Linked DNA regions of Homo sapiens: region 2 is linked to region 1. The links are chromatin loops, found by intact Hi-C in ENCODE. Cell type or tissue: K562. All regions are shown on one strand. Links, peaks and the distances in the headings refer to the core of each region. The heading gives the core; the rest is flanking DNA.

Region 1 (10,570 bases), core at 1,095-9,094:
GCACTGCACAGAGCTGATTTTTTTCTTTTTTTTTTTTTTTTTTGAGATGGAGTCTCGCTCTGTTACCTAGGCTGGAGAGGAGTGGCGTGATCTCGGCTCACTGCAAGCTCCGCCTCCCGAGTTCAAGCAATTCTTCTGCCTCAGCCACCTCAGTAGCTGGGATTACAGGCATCCGCCACCACACATGGCTAACTTTTTGTATTTTTAGTAGAGATGGGGTTTCACCGTGTTGGCTAGGCTAATCTTGAACTCCTGACCTCAGGTAATCCTCCCATCTTGGCCTCCCAAAGTGCTGGGATTACAGGTGTGAGCCACCACACCCGGCCCACAGCTCATTTTGAAGGAACTCTACCAATAACCTGCTGTTTACAATTTTTACATGATAAACAACATAGTAGCAAACATCCTTATATACATATCTTTTCATAATTTTAAGACTCTCTTGAGGTAAGATCCTAGAAGCTGGGCTGAAGAATTTGGTTCTCTTTCCATGGGTCGGGTCATTGGAATGTTCAGAGGATGCACCCGGTAGCAGATGCTCTTCCTCCCTAGTTATCAGGGCTATGTCAGGAGGAGGGGGAAAGAGACATGAGGATTTTGTTTGCCTCTATGTTCCTTTTACTTCCTTGATAGTTTGTCTTGGTTTATCCTATTTCTTTTTCTAACCCCCTGGCTTCTACTTTTGGCCAAATATTACTGGAGTATGTATGAGAGTAGAGGGAGACGCAGACGGGTCGGGGATGCAGGGAGTGGAAATATTGAGGGAATATTCCTTTTAATCATTATCTTTATTTTTATTTCATTCCAGCTTCTCAATGTGGATCAGGTGGGTGGATTTTTCTAATTTTTAAGACTATAAATCTTAAACGAATTTCTCTAATTTTTAAGACTCTAAGTCCTGTACTAGCAAGAACATGGATTTTTCTACCCTTCCTTAGAGTGCTCCAGATTATGTGGGAATTTTATTTCTCTTTGTTTGCAAGAGAAACTCCTAAAGAGCTCATTCCTTAGAAAAGCATGAATTTCCGCATGTCTCTTTAACCATCAATTTAGCTGCTCTCAAAGAAATCTGAAGAATGCTTTGCTTGTGTGTCTTTTTCCTTCTGTGTCCACTTTTAACTAAATGTCTCTTTCCAGTGTCTCCATTTCTAATTAATAAGAAGGGAGTTAGCTGGACTGATTATTCTTTGTCATCCCATTGTGGCCAGATCTTTGAACAGTCTATCTCTTGGGCTTCTAGACAACCTGCAGATGGCCACTTTTAGGTTCAGTACCTCTCTCATCCAGTCAGCTGTTGGTTGAGTGTGTGGTAGGGTGTGTATCATATGGAATGGAAAGATCCTCGGATGCTCTAGAATTCCGAGTGAGGTGAAGGGCATTCAGCGGACCTTGGGTGCTCTTACTCAGGGATTTCTTTTAAATTGGCAAGCTAGTCCAGGGGCAGTGCCAGCACTTTGGGAGGCCGAGTTGGGAGGATCACTTGAGCCCAGGAGTTCAAAACCAGCCTTGGCCACATAGCAAATCCCCATCTCTACAAAAAATATATAAAAAAAATAGCTTGATGTGGTGCGTGCCTGTGGTCCCATCTACTCTGGAGGCAGAGGCAGAAGGATCACTTGAGTCTGGGAGATTGAGGCTGCAGTGAGCTATGATTGTGCCACTGCACTCCAGCCTGGGCAACAGAGTGAGACCTTGTCTCAAGAAAATAAATAAATAAATAAATAATAAATTGGCAAACTAGGAGAGAAAAAGCATGGTAAGTATAGCCTGGCATTTTTGTTAAAAAAAAAAAAAAGCTTCTAAAAAATGTCTACACATACATTTACCCCATGACCCAGCAATTTAGGTATTTGCCCCAGAGCAATGAAAACATATGGCCACCAAGGCTTGAACATGAATGTTTATAGTAGCTTCATTTTTGATAACACAAAACTGAAGACAGTCTGGGTGTCCATCAATATGAGAATGGAAAAACAATTTTGACATAATTATACAATAGAACGCTACTGCATTCCATTGCAAAATAGTTTCTTTTCTACAAAAAGAAATGTGTTACTGGTACACACAACCTAGATGAATCTCAAAAAATTATGCTGAGTGATAGAAGTCTATTCCAGAGTCCACACTATATGACTCCATTTATATAAAGTTCTAGGAGAGGCAAAACTAAAAAAAATTTAAATAAAAAAGTCATTGCCTCTCAGAGATAGAGATGAGGCCTGAGCAGGAAGAGGTATTGGTATTTTCTGGGGTCATGGTCATTTTCACATCTTGAAAGGGGTTTGGTTACACGGGTGTATGCATTCTTCAAAACTTAGCAAATGTACACTTAAAATTGGTGCATTTCATGCTATGTGATTTTGCCTCAGAAGAAAAAAAATGTAAATAAATCTTGAACTGTAATTCAACTCTGATGTGTTCAGCGTATGGATGTATTTAAGTATACTTATGGCTATAATTTAATTTGAAATTCACCAAGAGAAATAAGATGGATTGATCAATGGATACAGACATGGATAGATATGTAATAAACTAAGAACAGTAAAATATTAATAGTGAAATCTTGGTGGTAGAAATTCAAGTGTTCACTGAAAATTCTTTCAGTTTGCTATGTGTGTGAAAAGTTTTCCAATAGAATGTTGGGGAAAATGTCTATTGAAATATGATATACCATTCAATTAACAACAAATAGTCATGCACGTGTCATATATAAAGCATTGTGATATGTACTAAAGATGCAAGAATGAAGAAAGACAAAGCTTTTGGCTCGGAGCTTTCACAGTTTCATAAAGGAGACCAAAGTACCAAATTGTTAGGGGAACAAACATGTCAACAATTTTCTGGAATCGTCTAATTTCAAGTACTTTACTTTTATTTGTTTTATGTGTAAAAGAAATGCATTTTATTATTATTTATGTTTCTGTTTCTATTTTTATATATTTCAGGGGTACAAGTGCAGGATTTTTAAATTTTCATTTTTTTAAAGCATAGTCTTTGTCATCTGGGCTGGAGTACAGTGGCACAGTCATGGCACACTGCAGCCTTGAATTCCTGGGCTCTAGTGATCTTCCCATGTCAGCCGCCCAAGCAGCTGAGACCGCAGGTGTACACCACCATGGCCACCTAATTTCTTAAAATTTTTGTAAAGACGAGGTCTCACTATGTTGCCCAGGCTGGTCTAGAACTCCTGGGCTCAAGCAATCCTGCTGCCTTGGCCTCCCAAAGTGATGGGATTACAGGCATGAACCACCAAGCCCGGCTGCAGATTGTTTACATGCTCGGATTGCATAACAGTTACATCTAGGCTTTTTAGTGTACCCATCACCGGAACAGTGAACGTTGTACCCAAGAGGTAATTTTTCAATCCTTACTTTCTCCTCCCTTCTCACCTTTTGGAGTCCCCAGTGTCTATTATTCCACTCTGTATGCCCACGTGTACCCACTGTTTAGCTTCCACTTATAAGTGAGAACATACGGTTTTTTTTTTTTTTTTTTTTTTGAGACAGAGTTTCACTCTTGTTGCCCAGGCTGGAGTGCAATGGTGAGATCTCGGCTCACCGCAACCTCCGCCTCCCAGGTTCAAGCGATTCTCCTGCCTCAGCCTCCCGAGTAGCTGGGATTACAGGCATGCACCACCACACCCGGCTAATTTTATATTTTTAGTAGAGATGGGGCTTCTCCATGTTGGTAAGGCTGGTCTCAAATGACTTTCTGTTTTTGAGTTATTTCACTTAGGTTAATGGCCTCCAATTCCATCCATGTTGCTGCAGAAGACATGATTTCATTCTTTTTTATGGCTGAGTATTATCCCGTGGTATATATGTACCACAGTTTTTTAATCCAGTTGATGGATTAAATTGGACACTTAAGTTGATGGACACTTAGGTTGATTCCATATTCAAGTACTTTATTTTTAAACGTAAGGAATTCTTTAAGTAAATGACTCCATGTTATTTTGATTGACTAATTTTGTAAGTGTTTTTATGTAAACAAACTCACAAGTTAGGAAAAAAATCTTTCATCAAATGCTGTCTTCTAATTTTGTTTAGGGAAATGTTTTTCTCATAACCATACCTTGCCTGTCTGTTGCCTCTGTGACCTATTGACATAATATTTAAAATTTACTTTACAGCAAGAAAAGGGCACTGAAAATGCACGGAAAAGTCAATGAAAGTCAGAAGAAAAAAAGGTTAATATTTAAGGTTGACTTTGGTTGGAGTTAACTTCAACTTTCCCCCACCCTCTTCCTGCAGAATCTCCTCCTTCCAGCTGAGGATTCTTTCTAAAACCTGGTTATAAGGTGTCTTGCTCACAATTGTCTGTGGCTCTTTACTGCATAAAGAGTCTGGTCCCACAGCCTTAGCTGCTGTTCCAAGTCCTCCACAGGGTGGCCTGTACCTGCCTCTTCACCCACACCTTCTGCTGTGCTCACCGCCTCTAATCCCTTACCCGCTAGCCACCCTCACCTGTGTGAGGTAAGCTTCTGATCTAGGTGGTCCTTCCTCCTGTTTACTTACTCTCTGGATTAGTTCATTTTTGCATTACTATAAAGAAATACCTGAGGCTGGTTATTTATTTATTTATTTATTGAGACGGAGTCTCACTCTGTCGCCCAGGCTGGAGTGCAGTGGCGCGCTTGGCTCACTGCAACCGCTGCCTCCCAGGTTCAAGCGATTCTCCTGCCTCAGCCTCCTGAGTAGCTGGGATTACAGACGCCCGCCACCACGCCCGGCTAATTTTTGTATTTTTAGTAGAGACGGGTTTCGCCATGTTGGTCAGGCTGGTCTTGAACTCCTGACCTCAGGTGATCTGACTGCCTCAGCCTCCCAAAGTGCTGGCATTACAGGTGTGAGCCACTACACCTGGCCTGAGGCTGGTAGTTTATAAAGAAAAGAGGTTTAACTGGCTCACGGTTCTGCAGGTGAACCAGAGGTGTGGTGCTGGCATCTGCTTCTGGTGAGGGCCTCAGGAAGCTTCCAATTATTGGCGGAAGGCGAAGTGGGTGTATCACATGGTGAGACCAGGATCAAGAGAGAGGGGAGAGAGGGGCTACGCTTTTAAAAAACAACCAGATCTCGCGTGAACGACCTGAGCGAGAACTGGCTCATCACCAAGGGGATGGCACGAATCCGTTCCTGCGGGATCGGTTCCCATCATCCAATACCTCCCACCAGACTCCACTTCCATCATTGGAGGTCACATTTCAACTAAGATTTGGAGGGGACCGTATCCTAACTATATTAACTTCCAATTTTCATCGAAAGCCCACCTGTCTAAGAAGAGCTCCTAGACATTCCCTTTCCCCTTCAACTTGGAGGAATTGGGAATGACAAAGAGAAATTAATCAAAAGAAGAATTAATCTCTCCAATCAGCCTTGGCATTTTCTTTCTATCTTTGATATGTTGTTTTTTACAGTGTCTTGGTTTTCAGAATAAGCTGTTTGTAACTACTTCCTCCACTATATTGTGAGCCTCTGGAGGGCAAGGTCTGGGCCTTACTCATCTTTGAGTAATTTTAAAGCCACTAAATAGGGCTCTGCACATAGTGAGAATTCAACATATGCTTAGTTGAATCTAATATTTCAGAAAAAGTCAACATCTATTCTTTAAGATAGCCCACAGCAGGCTGAGTGTGTTATTCGTAAATCCATTGGCCAGCGTCATTTCCTCCAAAGTGCAGCATTTTTGATAGAACCAAAGGCTCATGACTGACCTTCAGAAAGACATTTTGTATTTCACCATCAAAGAGTGGTATGGGTTTTATTAGACTTCCGTAATCCAGGTCTCGTTTCTCAGGCAACTCTGAAGCGTATCACACTTTATCTGAGAGGGTCACAATTAGTGAAGGAAGGAATTGGCCTTTGCAAGTTTGTGTTGCTCACGAACTTATTAAATTGCTTGATTTTTTTTTTTCTTCCTAGCTTTGATAGATTGACTTTGCCTCTTTTACTGCGTGCATAGTGCCATCTTGTGGCCATAAAGCATATAACACTCATAGTTATGCCACAGTGCTTCTGTTCCATCTTATTTCTGTAGTCCAGAGGATCTCTTAAGTGTAGAAACACATGGATTATTACTAGGTGAGCATACATATAGTTTACTGCTAAGCCAATTCAACCTGGTACATCTAGTTGGGGTATATCTAGAAGCATTTAAGATGCTTGTATTTTGTGCGTTTTCCAACTTCTTTCATTGAAGTATCCCAATCCAGTGTTTTTCTTTGAAAAAGAACCCATGTAAACTAGGGAAACAATAGATGTGGTCCTTGGAGAGGCTGGAATGAGAAACTCAAGATTACTTTAGAAGGGTCCAACTCAAGAGGGGTTGCAAAACCAAACTTCCTGCTAGAAGAAGCTGAAAGCTGTAGACGAGGGGCAGGGGAACATATAGGGTACGTCTTAATGTATAGCCTCGGGTAAAAAGAAAGAAGAATAAAACAGATCTTTAATACAGTGAGTAAAATCTCCAACAATCCAAGTAACCAGAATATAGGAACTGAAAGAGATTTTGAACCATTGCAAATAGATCGTGTCCTGCACTGAAACCTCTGTAGTTTTCCTCAGAATCCCTCAAACCCATTGAGAATCCATCAATTCAGACTTAACAATGAGAACTAACTTGGGCTTGGGATGCAGCAGATTAAATGTTGTCAGTTAAATGAATCATGTGCAGGTTTAGAAAACCAGTCTGAAAATTTTGTTTGGATTTTTGCAATTGTCCTGCTTAAATGTACCAAAAACCCTTACCCTCTGAGACAGGTAAATTCCTCCCACCACAGTTCACCATTCTTCCTATGACTGGCCCTCTGTTCATTCAGTCACCAGCTATTTCTTTTGTTGGTTGATACTGGAGTAAGTATGAGGTGACAAACATCAAAAAGGCCCATTCCTGCCTTCATTTATCTCAATACCCACTGACAGTACACAGGGGAACAATGCGGGATGCAAATCAATTCTTCAACAGCTTTATGACCCTAACTTCAGAGATCCTATCTATAGGAACAATGGAAATGCAAATGGTCAGTACCTGGTGCTACCTGACTTTTAGCAACAACGAAGTGGGCCAAAGTGCAGCCTGATTAATGTTTAATTACAAATATATTTCTGTTCAGAACTCAGCATGCAATCCTCGTCAACACTGGGGGACCGTTTCAAGTCTGGTAATAATTGAGAAGGAAGCAACCACTACTAATAGGCCTAAAGGAACAAGGAGAGAGCGTGGGTCCAGGAACTCAGAGAGGGAGTTGCTCTATAGAGAGATGCATGACAGAGGGAGGTAGAGGGAGAGATGCCCTGATCTCATTTTTCTCTTTCTCACCAATCTCTAGCCAAGGCCATCACTGGCCAAGCCCATCTAAAAGCCAGAGGCAGCAAGCAGTGCCCGTTGAAACATCCATAAAAGGTAAGCTCCTGGGTCTCAGAGCAGGGTGAAGAAGAGCAGAGAGTGAGTATGAAGAGGCAAATGGAAAATACCCGGCCCAGGGTGTATCTGGATTTTTAACAGAGACACACATTCCTCATCACATGGTTTTTCAATCTGGATAGGTGGGTTTTTGTAATCTGTGGAGCAATGTGAGTCCATTCCCATCCACTGATGGACTTGATACTGTATGTTTCATATCATGCCAATAATGCATTATAGCAAGTGGGGCAGGGGTATGATGGAAGGTGTGAGGGACAGAGACAATGCTGAAAGCTTCTTGATTAGCACGAGGGTAGAAAGAAAGTCAGAGATTGAATGGCATAGCAAGATCCACAAAGTGCAAGCTCAAGGTTCACATATATCATTTGTGAAATAGTAGAATATCTGAAGGTTGACTGTGATAAATTAAAGACGCATATTGTAATTTCCAGAACCATTGTAATCACCCAATGGGTTCTTCCTGCCACTGCACAGACAAAACCAATTCACTGAGACCATGACATTACAATAAAGAAAGAGTTTAATTGAAATGGGCTGGCCATACCACGTGGGAGATTGTTATCAAATCAATCTCCCTGAAAATTCGGAGGTGAGGGTTTTTCAAGGATAGTTTGGCCAGCAGGGGGATAGGGGAATGGATGCTGCTGATTGGTTGGGGATGCAATCATAGGGGTGTGGAAAACGGTCCTAGTGCACCAAGTCTGCTACAGGATGGGGGCCACAGGAGCAGTTGAGCCAAGAGTCGTGGGTATCCAGTCGTCAAAAATGCAAAAGTAGCAAACGACATCCCAAAAGGCCAGTCTTATTTTCTATTATAATAATGTTATCTGCCAGAGTAATTGGGGAAGTTGCAAATTTTGTCACTTCCCGAATAATGGATGGTAATTGTTTACTCCTACACCTTAGCAGACTAGAAGCCCCTTTCATCCTCCTAACCTGGTGGGCTTTCATTAGTTTTATAAAGGTGCTTTAGTTTTAGGGAAAGGTTCTTCTCATGTAAACTATAACCTAAATTTCTCCCAAAGTTAGCTTAGCCTAAGCCCAGGAAAGACCAAAGGCAGTTTGGAGGTTAAAGGCAAGATAGGGGTTGGTTAGATCAGATCTCTTTCATGTTGTAATTTTCTCATTGTTATAATTTTTGCAAAGGTGGTTTCACTCTGAAGTTCCCCCCAAATCTTTACACAATGATAGAAATGTTCTAGATTTGTGCTGTCCAATTGGTAGCCGCTTGCCACGTAGAGCATAGCCCTAGAATGTAAGTACAAATCTAAATGGGAAAAAAACTGAATTTTCCCTAGTGCAAACAAGGAAAACTTTCCCTTGCCATCTCTCATCTCTCTTTTCTTAGAGTATTTAGTTTAAAAAACTTGCAGTTGTTACTTCTTTCTCTATCTCCTTTGCCAGCTTTATAACCAGGGATGTCCTTCTGAAGGACCTGGGGCTATCTTTTTGAAATGTTAACATCAAGGAAGCTAGCCTCCCTATCTTCCCATCTCCATGGGTGCTCGCTCCAAATTATAACTAGCTACCTATCAGAGAGATCTAAGAAGTTTTATTATTTCTTTGAATAAAGGCAATTAGCAAACACAATAGCCCCCTCAATTACTAGGTGAGTTTAAGATGAGCTATGTATGACAAACGGTGCTGTCAAATCCTCTGACTTGAGGACAAGCTATAGTTTATCTTGTGAACAGGTATGTTCTAAATGGCTGCATAAAAAGCAAGAACTTTTTGTCTTTGCAATTTCTTTTTTTTCTTCTTTTGTGAGATGGAGTTTCACTCTTATTGCCAGGCTGGAGTGCAATGGCGCGATCTCAGTTCACCGCAAACTCCACCTCCCGGTTCAAGCGATTCTCCTGCCTCGGCCTCCTGAGTAGTTGGGATTACAGGCACCTGCCATCTGCCCAGCTAAGTTTTTTATTTTTAGTAGAGATGGGGTTTCTCTGGTCAGACTGGTCTCGAACTCCTGACCTCAGGTGATCCGCCCGCCTTGGCCTCCCAAACTGTTGGGATTAAAAGCATGAGCCACTGTGCCCAGCCTGTGGTTTCTTTTCTCTCTCTCTCTTTTTTTTTTTTAGACAGAGTCTCGCACTGTTGTCCAGGCTGGAGTGCAGTGGTGTGCTCTCGGCTCACTGCAAGCTCTGCCTCCCAGGTTCAAGCAATTCTCCCGAGTAGCTGGGACTACAGGTGCCCGCCACCATGCCCGGCTAATTTTTTGTATTTTTAGTAGAGACGGGGTTTCACCATGTTAGCCAGGATGGTCTTGATCTCCTGACCTTGTGATCTGCCCGCCTCGGCTTCCCAAAGTGCTGGGATTACAGGCGTGAGCCCCTGTGCCCGGCCCGCAGTTTCTTTAGGAGCTACCTGTGATGTGCCTCACCTTCAGGGTTTAATGCTTATTCAATGATGACACTGTTTTCTTTCTCCTTTACTTTGTGGAAAGGTTTTTTAGGTTGAGAGGAAATTTTGTTGTTAGTTATATTTCCTCAGTAAGAGCAACCAATTAAAAAGTAAACACAAGCGGGTGTAGGTGAAAGGTCAACAGAGGTGCTACAGTGGAATCCTAAAGCATGCAGTACACAAAAGAAGTCAGGAAACAAGAGTGGAGAAAACCAAAAAACCAACAGAAAACCCAGGTGGACAAAGATAAAACAAATACAAAGATGGAAGCTTAAACTTATCCATATAAATAATTGTTGTAAAACCTTCTGATAAAAGTCAGAAATTGTCAAAATGGGAAAAGCCAAGACCTACCTGTATATTGTTTACAATAAATGTACTATAAAGGCACAGACAGGTGTCAAGCAAAAGGATCAAAAAGATATACCACGGAAGCACTAACCATAAGAAGGCTGGTATGGCTGTATTAATGTTAGGCAAGGTAGATTTCAAGACAAAGAATGTGTTAGAAGAAAAACTTCAGGCAAATTAAATTTTACAAAGTTGGCTGGGTGTGGTGGCTCACGCCTGTAATCCCAGCAGTTTAGGAGGCTGAGGCTGGTGGATCACTTGAGGCCAGGAGTTCGAGACCAGCCTGGGCAACATGGGGAAACCCCATCTCTACTAAAAAAAAAAAAAAAAAAAAAAATGCAAAAATTAGCCTGGTGTGGTGGCGTACACCTGTAATCCCAGCCCAGCTACTCAGGAG
Region 2 (10,570 bases), core at 1,149-9,148, 560 kb after region 1:
TTCATTTTACTTAGTCTATTATAAAAGCTCAGGGAGGCTGTAACTGCCATTGAAATTCTGTGGAGCTTTTGGTTAGTTGACAATATGGTCATTAAAATAATAGATCAAGACTATTGGGGAAAATTGACTATCAGAGTTGATAAAAGTGAATTGTTATATAGATATTTCTGTTTTGTGTAAGCCTTATAAGTAGCCTGAGTGACATTAATTAGCTTCTGGTACTAAGATTACTTCCAGATGCAAAGGTGTTAATCGTAAACAATCTATTGTGCTTTGAAAAATTACCTTATCCATATGAATAGTGCGCAAATACTAGAAGGTCAATGGATAAGAAACGTAAACTTCAGAAACTATTTGTGTGTACCTGTAGATACATTGGTACTAAAGAAAAATGCTTGAAGTGTATGTTAACAGCCAACCTAACAGTATTAGTTTGTATAGATAAACATTACTGGAATACTACTGGGCTACTCCAATGCCAAATTATTTCTTTAGGGCTCCCTTCTAAGGAATTACAAGGGACAACACATATAAGATAACAGTAGAGTTTGAAAGGGTTGAAGACAGTCCTCCATTTTTATTTATTTTCATCTGGCAGGCAGTTCCTTGAGAATGACGCCTTCAAAAACAAGCGTGATGAAACAAATGCTAAGGGAAGAATAAATGATCATTAAAAAATAAACTTCTTTTATTTTCTTTCAGATACAGCTGCCCGTCTTTCATATCAGAAAAATGCTGGATTTCAAGAATATACCATTCCTATTACTGTAAAAGACAGGGCCGGCCAAGCTGCAACAAAATTATTGAGAGTTAATCTGTGTGAATGTACTCATCCAACTCAGTGTCGTGCGACTTCAAGGAGTACAGGAGTAATACTTGGAAAATGGGCAATCCTTGCAATATTACTGGGTATAGCACTGCTCTTTTGTAAGTATTTTCACTTTCTTGAAGTTAAAATATATAATAAAAAATCTAGGTGTGGGAAAAGATGTTTAAAAAATAATCTCGTCCAAGCATCCATCAGATGTGAGTCTCTTTCCAAGTTCCTTTTGTATTATTACCTGAGTTGTGTTTGAATATTTTCTGTGACGGGAACATGATCCTTCTTGAGATAAAAGACTTTATGCTTAGACAGAATTGTTGAAAATTCCTTAGATTTCACAGAATCTGACAAACAAATAGTCTTTATTTCTTGGTTCCAGTGCTATTCCTTTTAGGGCTAAATAGAACAATCTAAAATTTCTGCCTTAGGAAACTCCACCAAAAGCCACTTTCATTCCATATCTTCTTACCGTCCAGCCACAGAGTTACGGGAGATGTTCTGTTCTCAGCAATGTCTCTTCTTGGGTATATCTTGCCAATTTTAAATTCTGTTAACCTCCTCCAGCCTAGATTAGCTTTGTTTTGTGATAAGAGTAGAAGTTAAGAGCAAAGAACTCAGGAATCAGACTGCCTGGGTTTGTACCCCAACTTCATTGCTTGTAAGCCATGTGACCTGGGGCAAATTACTTAACTGTGCTTCATTTCCTCACTGTAAAAGGAATAACTGTAGTAGCCTACCATATGGTGTAGCACTGAGGATTAAATGAGGTAATGCATGTGAAGTGCTTAGAACAGTACGTAGTAAATTTCTAATGTGTTCATTATTTTTCATCAAGTCAAAAAATAAACATATATCAAACACCTACTGTAGGCAGGAAACTGTTCTAGGTGCTTAGGAAAAATAGGGAAAGACAAACAAACAAACAAGCAAAAACAATCATTCTGCCTTGTGACAGTTAATGAATAAATTAAATGCTATGGAGGAAAAAAAAGAGAGGCAAATAATTAGGATCTGTAGTGCTGTGGAGTGTGTTGGTGAGGAGGGTATTGGTGCCAGTGATTGCAATTTTCAATAGAGAGTTAGGTCTGAGAAGATTATTTTTAATGATTTTTGGAAGAGGTGAAAGAGCCAGGCGGAACGCCTGGGGGAAGAACTTTCAGTCAGAGAGGGAAGTCAATGGAATGGCCCTAATTTGTGATTATGTCTGGAGAAACCAAGGAGTGGCAGGGAAACCAGTGTGGTGAGAGTGGACAAGGGGAAGAGGATTAGGAAATGGAGCCAGAAAGGTAGTGTGGGGCCATGTAGGGTAGGCAAGAGTTGGCACACTTTTTCTGTAAAGGATTAGATAGTATATATGTCAAGCTTTGCAGGCCATGTGTTTTCCATTGTATCCAATCAAATCTGTCCTTCAAACAGTAACACTGCTATAAAAATATGTGAATTATGGGCTTTACTGTGTTCCAATAGAACATTATATATGGACTGTAAAATTTGAATTTCATGTAATTTTCTTTTTTTTTTCTTTCTTTCTTTTTTTTTTTTTTTGAGGCAGAGTTTTGCTCTTGTTGCCCAGGCTGGAGGGCAATGGCAAGATCTTGGCTCACTGCAACCTCTGCCTCCCAGATTCAAGTGATTCTCCTGCCTCAGCCTCCTGAGTAGCTGGGATTACAGGCATGTGCCACTGTGCCCGGCTAATTTTGTATTTTTAGTAGAGACGGGGTTTCTCCATGTTGGTCAGTCTTGTCTCGAACTCCTGATCTCAGGTGATCCACCCGCCTCAGCCTCCCAAAGTGCTGGGATTACAGGCGTGAGCCACTGCACCCGGCTGTAATTTTCACATTATAAACTCTTATTCTTCTGAATTTTTTCAACCATTTTAAAATACAAAGTCTTAGCTCATAGGCCATACAAAAATATGTAGTGCTCTGGGTTTGGGGATTTTGCCAATGCACTATAGGGTCTTTTAGACTGGAAGAATTGTTGTTGTTCTTCTTAGTTTAATTATCATGTATTTTCAATCTCCCACAATTATGATTTAGAATAAGAATTCTTAATAGGCAAGATACAAAGTAGTTTCAATAAAGATAAATCTTTTCTAGGAAAGCAGTCTGTTTTTCTCATGTTTTTATGTACACAATTCTTTTTTTACATTTCATGTAGGAAAATTATTTTTAGGGGAATCAGTAAATTTTTTCAAAGTCTTTGTCTTAAATGTCAGTGATTTTTTTTCTTTATGTACTGCTTAACTCATAATTCTAAGTACTTTATTTTGATGGGCAGAATTCAATTAGTGAGATATAATGAAAAAATACAGATGATTGCTTCTGATTCTAAAACCTAAGCTATCTGGTGACATGTTAACTTAGAACAGCCAAGATAATTCATGGGAAACCATGCTTAGTGGATTTATTTTCCACTTTGATCCTTAGGTCGTAAGAAATAAATGATGATTATTTTATTCTATGTATGCTAAAGTAAGTTATTTTATTTTTATTTTTAAATTCAGCTGTATTGCTAACTTTAGTATGTGGAGTTTTTGGTGCAACTAAAGGGAAACGTTTTCCTGAAGATTTAGCACAGCAAAACTTAATTATATCAAACACAGAAGCACCTGGAGACGATAGAGTGGTAAGTAATTTTTAAATAAATATGTATTTGTATCTCCGATAATTTAATTCATCCTCATAAACTCATTTCAAAATTTAGGAGTTAATTTATATTTTTAATTGAATCAGATTTCATAGGCATAGATATTGTCTGTCAATATTCATATGTTTATATAGTGGTAATTTATTAAACTTCTTAATCCAGATGTATTATTTTAGTTATCTTTTTTCCACTCTAGTGTCATAGTTTAAACTTGTTCTTTGATGTTGAGTATTTATTATAACAATAGTTTTTTTTGCCTGCACTCTACAATGTATATTTCCAGATATAATTTGTTTATGTAACTTGTTGACCATTTATAATGGGGAAAAAAGCTTGCTAAAAGTTCTCAAGATAGCTAGGAAAATATCAATGAGATATATCTAAAAGAAAGGGAGAGGGGTTTGGAAGATTACTGCCACTCTCTTTCCTTATATATTTCTTAGGACTTCTGAGGTGCTTTTATGCTTCTTGTTTTGTGTAAAGTATATATATATATATATATATATACACACACACAAAGTATATATAAACACAAAGTATATATATACACACACATATACACAAAGTATATATATATACACACAAAGTATATATATATGTACACAAAATATATATATATACACAAAAGTACTTACAAGGCATGTTCTTACCTCAAAAAGATGCCAACTTATTTATGAGAAATAGATCCTACTTTATGGAAAAGCAAAATAGGAACATGACAATAAACCAATATGATAAAGCACTGTCAGAGTTCAAAAACACCTATGATACCTAAATGTACTCATGTAGTTTGGATCAACCAGAAAGGCTGGTGACAAGAGGTACAGCTTACTTGGTAACTTAAAGAATAAGAAGGGTTTGAAAGTGAAGAGACGGTGAGAATAGCTAAAGAAGAGGAAAACAGCATAGCCTACAAGACAGGAGATGATAAAGTTTAGGGGCTATTTAGCAAATAATAAATAAATTGATTTAGAATAGAAGAAATCATGTGTTGGAAAAGAGGCTTGAAACAAGTTCGGTGTTAGAGAAGAGAATATTAAGAAACAAGTGGGAGATAGGACTTCTAAATGCTGCACTAAGGATTTCGGATTTATTCTCATGGTAAAGGAGAGCCAGCCAAGGCTTTTCTACAGGAGAGAGGTATAATCAAGCAGCGTGAAGCTGAGTCAGTAGGGGGATCAGTGAGAATAGGAAGACATCAGGGTTGGGGAAGATGAAAGCTTAGTTTAAGCATGAGTTAATTCTACCAGGATGATGGTAATTGTTATATTAAGATAGGGATGAATAAGAAATATTTCAAAGGTATAAAGGATAAGCTTGTTGACTGACTGAACTTAAGGAACAAAGTAAAAAGCAGAGTCAAAGTGGCAGAGGCTATAGCCAGGGACAACGACTACATATCCAGCCTTTTCTATGTCTCGGGGTGAAGATGCCTTTCTTATTCACTATTTCTCTCTTCAACTCCTCCACACCACCATGCAAAATCATAGCCCATCTATGCTTGACGTGCCTACATGTAGAAACCTGTGATGATCTCTCCAGCGAGAAAGCAGGTTTAATCCCTTGACAGTCCTTGACTCATAGTAAGTTCTTATTTTATTTTTAAGACCGGCATGGATGACTTTTACTTAATATCTGTTCTTTGCCATTTAATGCTAGAGCTGATGATATTGAGTGGCCATTTCACAATATGTACCTGTTCTGTGTTAGGAACACTTCTAAAAGGGGCTTGGAATTATTAATTTATACAAAAACATAAAATTTCATCTTGAATCTATAAACTTGCTTTAATACAATGAGTAAAAGTGATCATTTTAGCTTTGGATCTGAATTTCACTTGAAGGCATGCACATGGGATTAGGAGTTGGGTGAATAATCAGGACTGGAAAAGTAAACCTAGAAATTATTGACATGGATAAAGAGTTGTTGATACCCTGTGAGAAGGAACTTTGGGAAATGTGGATGGAGGAGGACAGAAAGGAGCAGAGAATAAAAGTATGAAAGCTAGCCCTGTAGGCTCAGCATTGCTTTTAGTTTATTTTAAATTCCTCTTTTATTCACTTAGAAATATGATCTTTGAACTTGTGTTTATTACAACGAAATTATACCATCAAGAAGATTTAATAATTAGGAGGGTTTTTTTTTTTCCTTTTTTGTAATTGAATTTTATTGTAATGGCAACTTAAATAAAAAAATGTAGGGTAGCACTGCCACCAAATGGCTACTTTTCAATTCTTTTTTTCTGGTATTTTTTTCTAAGGCAATGCGACAGTAAGTATGACTTTTGTAGATATATTTCAGGTTCAATAAATCATCTGTATTTGAAAAATCTTTCAATTTAGTTAAAGACTGCATTTTAAGTAGAAAAAAATTTAAATTGATAGGAAGGTGGCACAAAGGAACCTGAATGTAATGGAGGTTCTTGTCCTGAAAGTAATGTAACTGTTTGTAATGAAAACTGACATGTCGAGGTTACCACTGTAACTAAACTTCTGTCCTATGGCTCAGAGGGTCGGAGTGAAGTTCCAGTATTAAGTTAATGTTTAATGAAGACTTTTTCATTTTAAAGCATTTCCTTGACTCTTTGTCATCCTCTAGTTCCCTCCACATCTCTCTTTTTCTTTCAAACTGAACTTTAGGAAAGAAAAAATTATATTTGATTTCTCTATAATACTCCTTCCTGCTTACCCAGCACTCCCTGGAAATTCTTTTGGCAAAGCTCATCAATGGCTATTCTTTCACTTAAATCCAATGGGCGCTTATACTTTAATTGAACCCATTCTTACCTTGCTGTGATTTTTCTGTTGTTGTTGTTAACATCATTGGCTGCTCCCACTCCTTACCATATTCTCTCTTCATGGCTTCAGGGTCCTGCCACTTTGGTTTTCTCTGTTATCTCAGTGGCTATTCAGATCTGGCCTGTCACAGCTGTGTTTCTCTTACCCTCCCCTTAAAATGTGATTTTTCTTGTGGTTCTATCCTTAGCCCTTTTTTATTTTGGTTGACAATTTTCTCTGGATAGGTCCTCTATTCCCATGGCCTCAACTATCACCTATTTGGGAGTGTCTCCCAGAATTATATCTCCAGCTCAAATCTCTCATCTGAGTTCCAAATCCGCATATTCATATATTCATCTTGGACATCCCACATGTTTCTAATGTTTACCATGTTCAAACTTTAGTTGCTCACTCTCCTCTTGCCCATAAGCACATCTTTCCTCCCTGTTTCAGTGAGTTGTACCATCTACCTGTTTGCCTTCATGGAACACAAAAGAATAATTTCTAACTCTGTCCTTGATTGCCTCATCCATCTAGATACTTGTAGGCTCTCTGTGGAGTCCATCTACTTCTTTCAGTCATCACTGCTTCCTCCTTGGCTTAGGTCCTTATCATTTTTACCTGGAATATCAGATCAGATCAGATGCAGTGACCCCCATCTGATCTCCATGAACTTAAATTTGTCTTCTTATTTGTCTTCCACATTATTGCCTAGAATGATATTTTTGAAATGTGTTTCTCTCTGTAATGAGTTAAAATTCTTCACAGTCCCTGTGATCTTCATAATAAAGTCTATTTTTTTAGCATAGCATATAGATCTTTATATCTTATGGCCTTTTATAACCTTTCTAACTCCCCCCAACCCTAATCTTATGTGGTAGCTGTTCTCAACTGATTGAAGTTGGGGACCCCTGAAGGACATTGTTTGCCTTTTGCCTCCAGACCCTTCTACAGTGGTTGCCTTGTTTGTCCCACTCCTACTAGTCCCTAGTCTCTTAGCTCAGAGTTTTTCCAGTTACCTGTTCTATTCCACCTACCCTGTTTGGATTTGAATTTTAATGCTCTACTTCTGTGCTCTTGTAACATTTTGTGCTCACCCACATAGTAGAGTAATCACATTCTCAAAGTATTTGTTTTTCTCTCTCCCTGGAATAAGATCTTCTTGGAGCCATCGAGAGACTATGTCTATCTTTATATCCCTAGGCTTTTGCATTTGCTATGGTGAAATTTGTCCCTAAAAGCTGATATGTTGGAAACTTAATCCCCAATGCAACAGTGTTGAGAGGTGAGACCTTTAGTAGGTGATTAGGTCATGAGGGCTCTGCTCTCATGAATGGATTACTGTCCTTATCATGAGAATGGGTTTATTATCATGAAAGCTTATTGTAAAAGCAAGTTCAGCCCCCTGTTGCTCCTCTCTCCCTCTCTCCCTCTCCCTCTCACTCGTGCTCTTTTGCCCTTCCACCTTCTGCCATGGGATGGGCCCTCGCCAAATGTGAACTCCTTGATCTTGGACTTCCCAGACTTCATAACTGTAAGAAATAAATCTCTGTTCTTTAAAAATTAACCAGTCTCAGGTATTCTGTTATAGCAGCACAAAATGAATGAAGACAGTATCTGGGCACATAATTAGAAACTGATAAATGTCTGTTGAATGAATGAATGAATGAATGAATAAAAGGTTGAACAAATATTCTCTCTCCTTTGCCTTCTCATGACAACTTAGAATCCATTTCCTCTCAACATGAATTATTTCATTTTATTATTTCAGTGCTCTGCCAATGGATTTATGACCCAAACTACCAACAACTCTAGCCAAGGTTTTTGTGGTACTATGGGATCAGGAATGAAAAATGGAGGGCAGGAAACCATTGAAATGATGAAAGGAGGAAACCAGACCTTGGAATCCTGCCGGGGGGCTGGGCATCATCATACCCTGGACTCCTGCAGGGGAGGACACACGGAGGTGGACAACTGCAGATACACTTACTCGGAGTGGCACAGTTTTACTCAACCCCGTCTCGGTGAAGTGAGTTTCCTTAGGTGTTTTGAGTCTAAAATTTAAACCTCCGAATGGAGAAAAATAGACAATTCAAATTAACATATATTTTCTGTATTTTTCTGTGGGCTCTCTCTTGCTTGCTCTGTTCATTTTCCCGTGCTCTTTGATTTTGTTACATTATTTAATTTAAAAGAGATTTTATTTCATTTTTCATATTTCATTTAATTTATAAAATCCCATAAATATAGGATGTTTTTAATATTCTTCACTAACGTCTCATTTTTAGTTGTGTATTTACCTCATGAACCCTTTTGATATAGAAGATCGTGAAAGTAATTCTAGTTCCTCACAATTACAAACTTTTCAAATGAAATCTGTATTTCTCTGTGAAAACACCAACATTTGTATGCAGTTTTAGGATAAAGATTAAATAGCATGATTTATATATATTTTTATCTTATTGCAAATTGACAAAATTTAATTGTATATGTTTATGGGGCACAAAGTGATATTATGATTTATGTCTGCAATGTAGAATGATTAAATCACACTTAACATATGCATCACCTCAAATACTTATTTTTTGTGGTGAGAACATTTGAAATGTACTTTCTTTGCAATTTTGAAATATAACATATACTATTATTAACTATAGTCACCATTGCAGGACATATTTTAAATATACAAAGCACCATGCGAATGTAAAGTGCTTTTATTTTAAGGAAAGCAAGAATATGAAAGAAAGAAGGAATTAAAATAAGGAATTCTCTGTTCATACCAAAATCACCTATGAAGCAGAAGCTTTTTTCTTTCTTTTCTTTTTTTTTTTTTTTTTTTTTTTTTTTTAAGGCAGGGTCTTGCTCTGTCGCTGAGGCTGGAGTTCAGTGGTGCAATCTCCACTCACTGCAGCCTTGACCTCCTGGGCTCAGGTGATCCTTCTATGTCAGCCTCCTGAGTAGCTTGGACTACAGGTATACACCACCACACCTGGATAAATTTTGTATTTTTTGTGGAGAAGGTGTTTTGCCATGTTGCCCAGGTTGGTCTCCAATTCCCAGGCTCAAGTGATCCACCCACCTTGGCCTCCCAAAGTGCCGGGATTATACGCATGAGCCACTTGGCTTGGCAAAATCCTCTATGAAGCTTTTAAAACATAACTAATGGCTGTGTTCTACTCTAAAAGATTCTAATTTAATGAATTTGGGGTTTTTTGTTTGTTTTGTTTTTGTTTTACATTTCCGAGATGATTCAAATGTGCAGCTAGGTAGAAAGCCACTGGATTAGACACTCTTCTGGACTAAATTTTTACCTCTTTTATCAGAGGATACCAGTGCCATTGCAGGACAAACAGTAGACCTTTAATCCTTGAATGGAATGCAAATGGGTGATACTCTGGTATAGGGCTGTAGGTTATGTATCCATAGCATTTTGGAGGGTCAAATTCAAGTGTTAATTCTTTTTCTACTTCTAGACAGTCAGTATTTATGTAATATCAGGTTGAGATGGAGTGAAGCTTAAGACATAGTCTTAGGAGGGTTCCTCAGTTGCACACCAGGTAATGGGAGGTAAGGCTAACAATGTCATGAAGAAAGAACGTAAGCCATGCCAATGAACTCCACATAGGCAAGGAGTGGGCACACAGGTGAGGAAAGGGAGGAGACATGGCAGTTGACGAGTTGGCAGACAGGCCAGTGGCAGAGAGGGTAGATGTGGCTGAATGCATGGCGTCTTCATTATAAAAGCCCAGTTTTTGCAATATGGGTCATGTTCATTCTTTTTAATTTCATTGAACTTTTCGATGCATGTATATATTTTGCCATGTTTGAGTATCTTGGAAACTTGCTTCTGAAGTTAATGTGGTAAATCCTACCTAGTTTATAACTGCATATAATAGTGATTCAAGTTAACATGTATTGTACCTTTAATATGTGCTGGGCATAATAAGTGTATTATGCGTCATTATTTTGTCATTAATTTCTAAAATAATCTTGTTAGGTGGTCACTGAGACTAAAGGATATTTGGTCACTTGCCCAAAGTCATATAGCTAGTTGGTAAAGCCAGAGCTTTGACTCACAACCAAGGCTGTTTGACATCCTATCTCAAACTCCTAACCAGTATGACTATTGTCTCTATTTTTTAGACTAGACTGACCTCTGTGTATAAAATTTAGGGATAAGCATTTAATGACAACTTGAATGTACTTAAATATAAAACTTGTATACATAATTTTTTATTTATATGGAGCACTAGAAATGTAAACTATACTGACTTTATGGTATGGTTGTGATATAGACCAATCATTTGCATTTTCTGTGTGT

What was found. Peaks named below come from ENCODE experiments on the same cell type or tissue, not always from the same donor. Only the 100,000 strongest peaks of a DNase experiment are listed, where the experiment ranks them.
Region 2: a loop joins it to region 1, with 4 times the contacts of the local background. A loop is called at or near these places in 6 of 110 quality-filtered maps.

The regions. Positions count from the first base shown.
Region 1 is chr18:31,551,473-31,562,042 of GRCh38, reverse strand. It overlaps DSG2-AS1 (DSG2 antisense RNA 1), which reads left to right and starts at 5,132. Exons shown (of 6, transcript NR_045216.1): 1 at 5,132-6,080; 2 at 7,328-7,401. In K562, for the core only: CTCF peaks have their summits at 5,968 (motif pointing left) and 8,037 (motif pointing right); a DNase peak (open chromatin) is centred at 6,002; H3K27me3 peaks cover 776 bases.
Region 2 is chr18:30,994,499-31,005,068 of GRCh38, reverse strand. DSC3 (desmocollin 3) reads left to right here. Exons shown (of 16, transcript NM_001941.5): 13 at 703-927; 14 at 3,330-3,451; 15 at 8,021-8,278. Among named protein-coding and RNA genes, the nearest start is that of DSC3, 43 kb to the left of the region's middle. RefSeq lists an enhancer at 7,309-7,883. In K562, for the core only: a CTCF peak has its summit at 5,692; no DNase peak of the experiment used is centred there.